Regions from separate parts of the Homo sapiens genome. Here region 2 is linked to region 1. A link is a contact called in ENCODE Hi-C or POLR2A ChIA-PET data. All regions are on one chromosome and are shown on one strand. Each heading gives the region's core, a stretch centred on a gene start or an enhancer-like site at or near the end of the contact. The rest is flanking DNA. Distances are from core to core; before and after follow the strand shown.

Region 1 (3,789 bases), core at 811-3,310:
AGAGGGCATCCTTCTCTTGTGCCAGTTTTCAAAGGGAACGCTTCCAGCTTTTGCCCATTCAATATAATATTGGCTATGGGTTTGTCATAAATAGCTCTTATTATTTTTAGATATGTTCCCTCAATACCCAGTTTTTTTAACTGTTTTTAGCATGAAGGGGCATTGAATTTTATCGAAGGCCTTTTCTGCATCTATTGGGGTCTCACCCAGTTGGGTGGCACGGGGAGCAGGACCCATTTAACAAAGCACTTTGGCTGTCCCTTGGTGGAGGGGGTGTGCCATGCTGGGGGGAAACTCACTCGTCTGAGTTGCCCGGATTACTCAGAACTAGCAGGAGGAAAGACTAAGTCTGCTGGTCTGCAGAGAATATAGCCACTCCTCCTCCTAGGAGCTCAGGCCCAGGGACATCAGAGTTCTGTCCCTGAGCCCCTGAATGGAGTTGTTGGAGTTCCTCCAGGGAGGCACCCCAGTGAGGAGGGATGGGTCAGGGTCAGGCCTGAAGATGCACTCTGGCTGCAGTCTGCCACAGCCTGTGTGTTGCCCTGTGAGGAATAACCTCTTAAGACCAAGCCTTCCAGCCTCCCTGGCTCCAGCCAGGGAAAAGTGCAGCCTGGAGCTATAGAGATGGCTGCCACCCTTCCTCTACCCCAAGAGCTTAGTGTATTAGACAGCTAGCAGTCCCATTGTTGGCTGCTGCCCTTCCTCCAAGTCTCTTGGAAGGCTTAGACAGTAGGCGGCTGCCCCTCCCCACCAGGAACTCAGCCTGTTTAAGCAGTTTCTAGCTGAGTGGCTGTTGAGAATCTGCTCAGCTTTGTGGTTTTCTAGGCCCCAGTGGTGTGAGCTCACTAGTGAGATTTTCTAATCTGTGGATTACACAGTTCCATGGGAAAAGCACAGTTTCCCAGGCTGGATAGCACTCTTACTCACCACCTTCCTTGGCTGGGGGGTGGAAGCTCCCCTGTCCTGTGTGGCTCTCAGGTGGGCCACTGCACCATTCTGCTCTTCCTTTCTTTCTGTGGGTCACGCCAGCTGCCTAGGGTCAGTCCTGATGACAGAACCTGCATACCTTGGTTGCCGGTGCTGGATTTGCATGCTGTTTTGGTTCTTTTCAGTGGGAGCGTCTGATCACTGCTGCTTCTAGTTGGCCATCTTGACTGCAGTCATTCTTTCTATCTTAGAGCTTCTGATAGATGTGTAGTAGTATCTCACTATGGCTTTAATTTGCATTTTCCTAATGGCTAAAAACATAGAACATCTTTTCATGTGCTTATTTATCTTCTGTATTTGTTTTTTGACGAAATGCCTTTTCATGCCTCCTGCCCATTTTCTACTTGGATTGTTAGCTTTTTTGTTATTGAATTTGGAGAATTTAAAATATATATATATTCTTGACATTAGTCCTTTGTTGGGCATATGGTTTTAAAATATTTTATTCTCCTCTATGGTTTGCATTCTTATCCACTGTTACAGTTTTTTCTGATTCATTCTAATTCCTAGCCTCTTTCCTTCAATGCTGTCTTCAGAGGTATTTTAGTACCAGGAACTCCTAACATGAAAATCCTTGTAGGATTCCAGTAGAGACTGGAAAATTGTTTATAAAACTGGTAAAATTTACATAAATATCTGGATCTTAGCTTCTCCAAAAGAATCAGGTAATCAGGCAACACTGGTTTGCATTTATTTTGATAACACTCAGAACTCACTTTAGATAGTACTCTCTGAGTTTTCACTTTCTTCACTTTTTCCTGTTGGCTAATAACCAGACTGCTTTATTTACTTCTGTTAGAGTTTGTATATGGTTGGTTTGTCCCACCAAATCTTACATTGAAGTTTGATCCCAGTGTTGGAGGTGGAAACTACTGGGAGGTATTTGTGTCACTGGGGGTGGATCCCTCATGAATAGATTAATCCTTTCTCTGGGGAGGGGTTGAGATGAATGAGTTCTCATACTATTAGTTCCCATGAGAGCTGGTTATTAAAAAAGAACCTAGAGTTTCCTTCTCTCACTTCCTCTCTTACCAGGTGATCTCTGTACACATTGGCTCCCCTTTGCCTTCTGCCATGAGTGAAAGCAGCCCGAGGCTTTTGCCAGATGCAAATGCCCAATCCTGAACTTTTCAGCACTCCAGAATTGTGAGCCAAATAAATCTTTTTTCTTTATAAATTGCCCAGCCTCAAGTATTCTTTTATAGCAGGACAAAATGGACTAAGATGCTTCTTTACCTGCCTAGCCCTGGTAGGCATTAAGATTTTAACCCCTGGCTGACACAGTACAGTTTAAATTCTCTTGCATGATATGGTAGGCTGAATTATGTTCCCCAAAAACACCTAAGTCCTTGTAAAACAAAAATAAAATTCTAACCCCCCCACCCCCACCCCAACCATCTGAATGGACTTCCTCCTCAGCCAGGACACTCTTAAAATTTAACCTGAAAGATTGGTTCAGGCCATTGCAGGAAGTGGGGCTCAGACATGCCTCATTACGCCTCTCTGGCATTAACATCAACACAGACCTTAAGTCTGATAAGAAGTATTTACAATCTATTCTCTCTGAAGCCTGCTACCTGAAGACTTTCTCTGCACACTAAGAACTTTAGTCTCCACAATCCTTTATCTTAACCCAGACATTATCTATTTTCTTTCTATTGATCCCAGGTCTTTATATAAACTCAACCATTTGGCAACCAGAAAATTTAAAAATCACCTATAATCTGGAAGCTCCCCCCAGCCCCCCACTTCAAATTGTCCTGCCTTTCTGAACTGGACTCATGTATTTCTTAAATGTATTTGATTGAAGTCTCATGTCTCCCTAACATGTATAAAACCAAGCTGCACCCCAACTTACACAGCGTCCATGTGAAGAGACCACCACAGGCTTTGTGTGAGCAACAAGGCTGTTTATTCCAGCTGGGTGCAGGCGGGCTGAGTCCAAAAAGAGAGTCAGAGAAGGGAGATAGGGGTGGGGCCGTTTTATAGGATTTGGGTAGGTAGTGGGAAAATTACAGTCAAAGGGGGTTGTTCTCTGGCTGGCAGGGGCAGGGGACATAAGATGCTCAGTGGGGGAGCTTTTGAGCCAGGATGAGCCAGGAGAAGGAATTTCACAAGGTAATGTCATCAGTTAAGGCAGGAACAGGCCATTTTCACTTCTTTTGTGATTCTTCAGTTACTTCAGGCCATTTGGATGTATACGTGCAGGTCACAGGGGATATGATGGCTTAGCTTGGGCTCAGAGGCCTGACACAACCCCCTTGGGCACGTGTTCTCAGGACTTCCTGAGGGCTGTGTGACAGGCTGTGGTCACTCGTATTTGGCACAGAATAAATCTCTTCAAATATCTTACAGAATTTGCCTCTTTTTATTGACATCCTGATTCCTAGAACCTGCAAATACGTTACCTTATGTAGCAAAAGGGACTTTGTTGAGGTTGATTAAGTTAAGGATCTTGAGAGGGGGAATTATCCTGGATTATCTGGATAGGCTTGATGTAATCACAAGGGTTCTTACAAAACAAGAGCAGAAGGGACAGGGTCAGAGACGAGATGTGGACAGAAGCAGAAGCTGAAATTATGCACTTTGTAGACAAAGGTAGAGGCTGCAATTCAAGGGATGCAAATGGCCTCTAGAAACTGGAAAAGGCAAGAGAACAGATCTCCCATTGAATGTCCAGAAGCAGTGCAGCTCTTCTGATACCTTGGTTTTAGCCTGTAAGATCTATTTTGGATTTCTGACCTTCAGAATTGTAAGCTAATACATCTGTGCTGTTTAAGCCACTAAGTGTATGGTAATTTG
Region 2 (3,789 bases), core at 330-2,829, 280 kb before region 1:
CCAGCGGCCTGTTTTGACAGGGCCGTGATTGGTGCGTTTACAATCCCTGAGCTAGATACAAAAGTTCTCCACATCCCCATCAGATTAGTTAGATACAGAGTTTCCACACACAGGTTCTCCAAGGCCTCACCAGAGCAGCTAGATAGAATGTCTATTGGTGCACTCACAAACCTTGAGCTAAACACAGGGTGCTGATTGGTGGGTTTACAAACCTTGAGCTAGATACAGAGTGCCGATTGGTGTTTTTACAATCCCTGAGCTAGACATAAAGGTTCTCCAAGGCCCCACCAGAGCAGCTAGATACAGAGTGTCGATTGGTGCACTCATAAACCTTGAGCTAAACACAGGGTGCTGATTGGTGTGTTTACAAACCTTGAGCCAGATACAGAGTGCTGATTGGTGTATTTACAATCCCTGAGCTAGACATAAAGACTCTCTATGTCCCCACCAGACTCAGGAGCCCAACTGGCTTCACCTAGTGGATCCCGCACCGGGGCTGCAGGTGGAGCTGCCTGCCAGTCCGGCGCCGTGCGCTCGTACTCCTCAGCCCTTGGGTGGTCGATGGGACTGGGCGCCGTGGAGCAGGGGGTGGTGCTCGTCGGGGATGCTCGGGCAGCACAGGAGCCCATGGAGTGGATGGGAGGCTCAGGCATGGCGGGCTGCAGGTCCCGAGCCCTGCACCGCGGGAAGGCAGCTAAGGCCCGGCGAGAAATCGAGCACAGCGCCGGTGGGCCGGCACTGCTAGGGGACCCAGTACACCCTCTGTAGCCGCTGGCCCGGGTGCCAAGTCCCTCACTGCCCGGGGCTGGCAGGGCCGGCCGGCTGCTCCGAGTGCAGGCCCGCCAAGCCCATGCCCACCCGGAACTCCAGCTGGCCCGCTGTCACCTCTCAATATGACGCCACTAAACATGGAGTTGATAACAGGTGTGCAGTAGCTCAACATTATATAGTATTTCTACCATACAGATACAGTAGTAGACAGAGCTTGATGAATATAGAACAAATTTGCGTCAGACAATAGCTTTTTGTTTTTAGATAGTTTCTTTAAGGGTGAAAACATTTAACCAGGCTCTCTTGAAGCCCTGCTGCCTGGGGGAAGTCATTTGATTTTTGCTAGTCTGTATGCATTGTTTATGTACAGACTTTATGGTTTTGTTCTCAAAGGCATCTCCTCCTACCCCGAGCCTCACACTGCTGGGGTTTCGTTTGTTTTAAATCTTGGTTGGAGGGGGCACTCTCTCCAGAAAGTAAAAGACAACGGATCTGGCTCCAGTCCAGGACGGAAAGCATAACGCTTGATTTCTGGATGGGGTTTGCACAAGGACAGCACGTGAGTTCTGCTCTCCGTGGGACTCAGACCGGATAGGCCGTGAAAATCTCTAAGGTGTCAGTCCACGCAACCTAACCTGGCAAAGGGAATGCTTTGCAAACTCAGGCCCCAGAACAGAACTCGGCCTACCAGATCCAGGGAGCCAAAGCACGCAGGCGCAGACAGAGTAGCGGTGAGCAGAAGGCAGGCGGGACGGGCGCGCGCACTCGGCGGCCAGGCGCGGCGGGAGCGCGCCCTAGGGGGCGGGCACTGAAGCTGCGGCTTGCGGTTCAGCGGGTTCTAGGGCGCCGGGCGCTCGGGCCTCGGCCATGGCTCACAGGCCGAAAAGGACTTTTCGGCAGCGCGCGGCTGATTCCAGCGACAGCGATGGCGCCGAGGAGTCGCCTGCTGAGCCTGGGGCGCCGAGGGAACTTCCGGTCCCGGGTTCTGCGGAGGAAGAGCCGCCCTCTGGAGGAGGCCGCGCGCAGGTGGCGGGACTGCCCCACCGGGTTCGGGGCCCTCGTGGCCGGGGCCGGGTCTGGGCGAGCTCCCGGCGTGCCACCAAAGCGGCTCCCCGCGCGGACGAAGGCTCAGGTGTCCAGGGAGACGCGGGGAAGCGGGGAGGTGACGGCACAGGGCGGGAAGGGGCCGCGGGGTCTCTGGATCCTTCTCTGGGGGTTCTATAACTTGCTGCCGACCACAAGCCATGCTGAGTCTTATCCAGAAAGACTTATCCAGAAGGTAGTGAGCGAGAAAATAGCTCGAGCACTTGCCCGCTATCTGCATCTGCCTTTTGGACTCCTTGGGGGAAATAAAACAATCGTGTACAGTTGGGAGGCTCTTCGTTTTCACCATCAGTTGACTCCATCAGTTATAACTAACACAGTTATCAAAGTTTATGAAGAACCTAAACTGTCACAACAAAGTTCAATAATTTATAATACTATTAAGTGGGCAGAAGTTATATGTACCTTTTAGACACTTGACCAACTTATCTTTCTTGAAAACATTTAGCCAGAGTAGTACAGGAATCTAGGTTTTGGGACATTCCCCTTTGTTTATTTTCTTTTTTCACCAGTTATTTGCAAAAACTAATAGTAATATATACAACACAAAGAAGCATGATAGAGATTCATGACACTGTAGATGGTACCAGTAATGGTGTTAGATATAGTGTCGTCATTTTGAAGTACCTTTGAGTTCTTAAATACAGGTGTAAGGCAGCATAAAGTTGTTTAAATAAAATGTGCTGCTCTGAGTTGGAATTGTAGCTTAATGAGGAATACGGTTTTTGGTTAGTCTTGAGAGCTAAAATCTTCCTATTATTTTTTATTGTCATTAAAGTGATTTTTATTAATTTATTGAGAAGTAAAAAATGTATATACTTATAGTGTACAACATGATGTTTGAAATGTGTCTACAGTGACTAAATGGAGCTAATTAACATTTGCTTTACCTTAGGTACTTACTTTTTTTTGTGGTGAGAACACTTACTATCTACTCTTACTAATTTTCAAGTATGCAATGCATTGTTATTAATTTTAGTCACCGTGTTGTAGAATAGAATTCCTCTTGTCTAATTAAAATGTGTGCCCTTTGACCAGTATCTTCCCAACTACCCTCAACCTCACTCAGTCCCTTCTAACCACTACTCGACTCTCTGCTTCTGTGATTTCTGATTTCCACTTTTTTAGATTACATATGTGAGATCATGTGGTGTTTGTCTCTCTGTGCCTGTCTTATTTCATGTAACATAATGTCCTCCAGGTTTATGATCTTCGTGATTTCTTGGTCTTTCTTGTGACCTTCTATTTGTCTAAAGTTTTCATGACCTTTTATATTTGTTTTCTGGTTAAACTTTGTAGATGAAAGTTGAAGTCAGGAGTTCCTTTTCTCTTGCCTTCTAGAATAGTGGTTCTCAAACTCTTTGGGAATTGGACCTCTTTTAGACTCTTAGAAATGATTAAGGATTCCAAAGAGCTTTTGTTTCAGTAGGTTATACCTATCAATATTTATCACACTAAAAATAAAATTTATTAATTCACTTACAAAAAATCTATTACATGTAAGGATAAGTAAGATTTTTGTGAAAAGTATTACCCCAAAAAAGGAAGAGTAGCATTGTTTTCAATTTACAGATCTCTTTAATGTCTGGCAAAATATTAATAGAAGACAGATGAATTGTCATAGGTGTTTCTGCTTTTAATCTCTTGTGCTATTTTGTTTTGGTTGAAGTATTTGAAGAAAATACAGCCTCTGACAGATACATGATTAAGACGAGTACTTAATAGCATTTTTAGATCATTGAGGGTGTTGTGCTTTAATATAACACAGCTCAACAAGTAATAAACTAACCCTTCTTAAAAGTTAGTTGCGGGCCGGGCACAGTGGCTCACACCTGTAATCCCAGCACTTTAGGAGGCCGAGGCAGGTGTATCAAGAGATCAGGAGTTCGAGCCCAGCCTGGCCAACATGGTGAA

The links. A loop is a pair of places that touch in the nucleus more often than their neighbours do. ChIA-PET counts read pairs that join two places held with the same protein, here RNA polymerase II (POLR2A). Pooled maps may share reads with other maps.
Region 2: a loop to region 1 is called in a map with no recorded cell type, with 10 times the contacts of the local background. The contact joins the promoter of GCFC2 here to the enhancer-like site in region 1. A Hi-C loop is called at or near these places in 9 of 37 single-sample maps with no recorded cell type and 6 of 50 pooled maps. POLR2A ChIA-PET finds 5 or more read pairs at or near these places in 2 of 52 experiments (Panc1 and activated B cell).

The regions. Positions count from the first base shown.
Region 1 is chr2:75,430,147-75,433,935 of GRCh38, reverse strand. No RefSeq gene overlaps it. Among named protein-coding and RNA genes, the nearest start is that of EVA1A-AS, 92 kb to the left of the region's middle. RefSeq lists enhancers at 370-529, 560-639, 840-1,109, 1,120-1,199 and a silencer at 680-769. Within about 2 kb of position 2,060, at least 3 of the 41 ENCODE cell types and tissues checked have a DNase peak (open chromatin) inside an H3K27ac peak, as active enhancers do.
Region 2 is chr2:75,708,705-75,712,493 of GRCh38, reverse strand. It overlaps GCFC2 (GC-rich sequence DNA-binding factor 2), which reads left to right and starts at 1,579. Exons shown (of 17, transcript NM_003203.5): 1 at 1,579-1,903. The coding sequence starts at 1,639. LOC105374813 (a long non-coding RNA gene) reads right to left here and starts at 1,555. Exons shown (of 3, transcript XR_940260.2): 1 at 1,460-1,555. RefSeq lists an enhancer at 198-769 and a silencer at 1,748-2,047.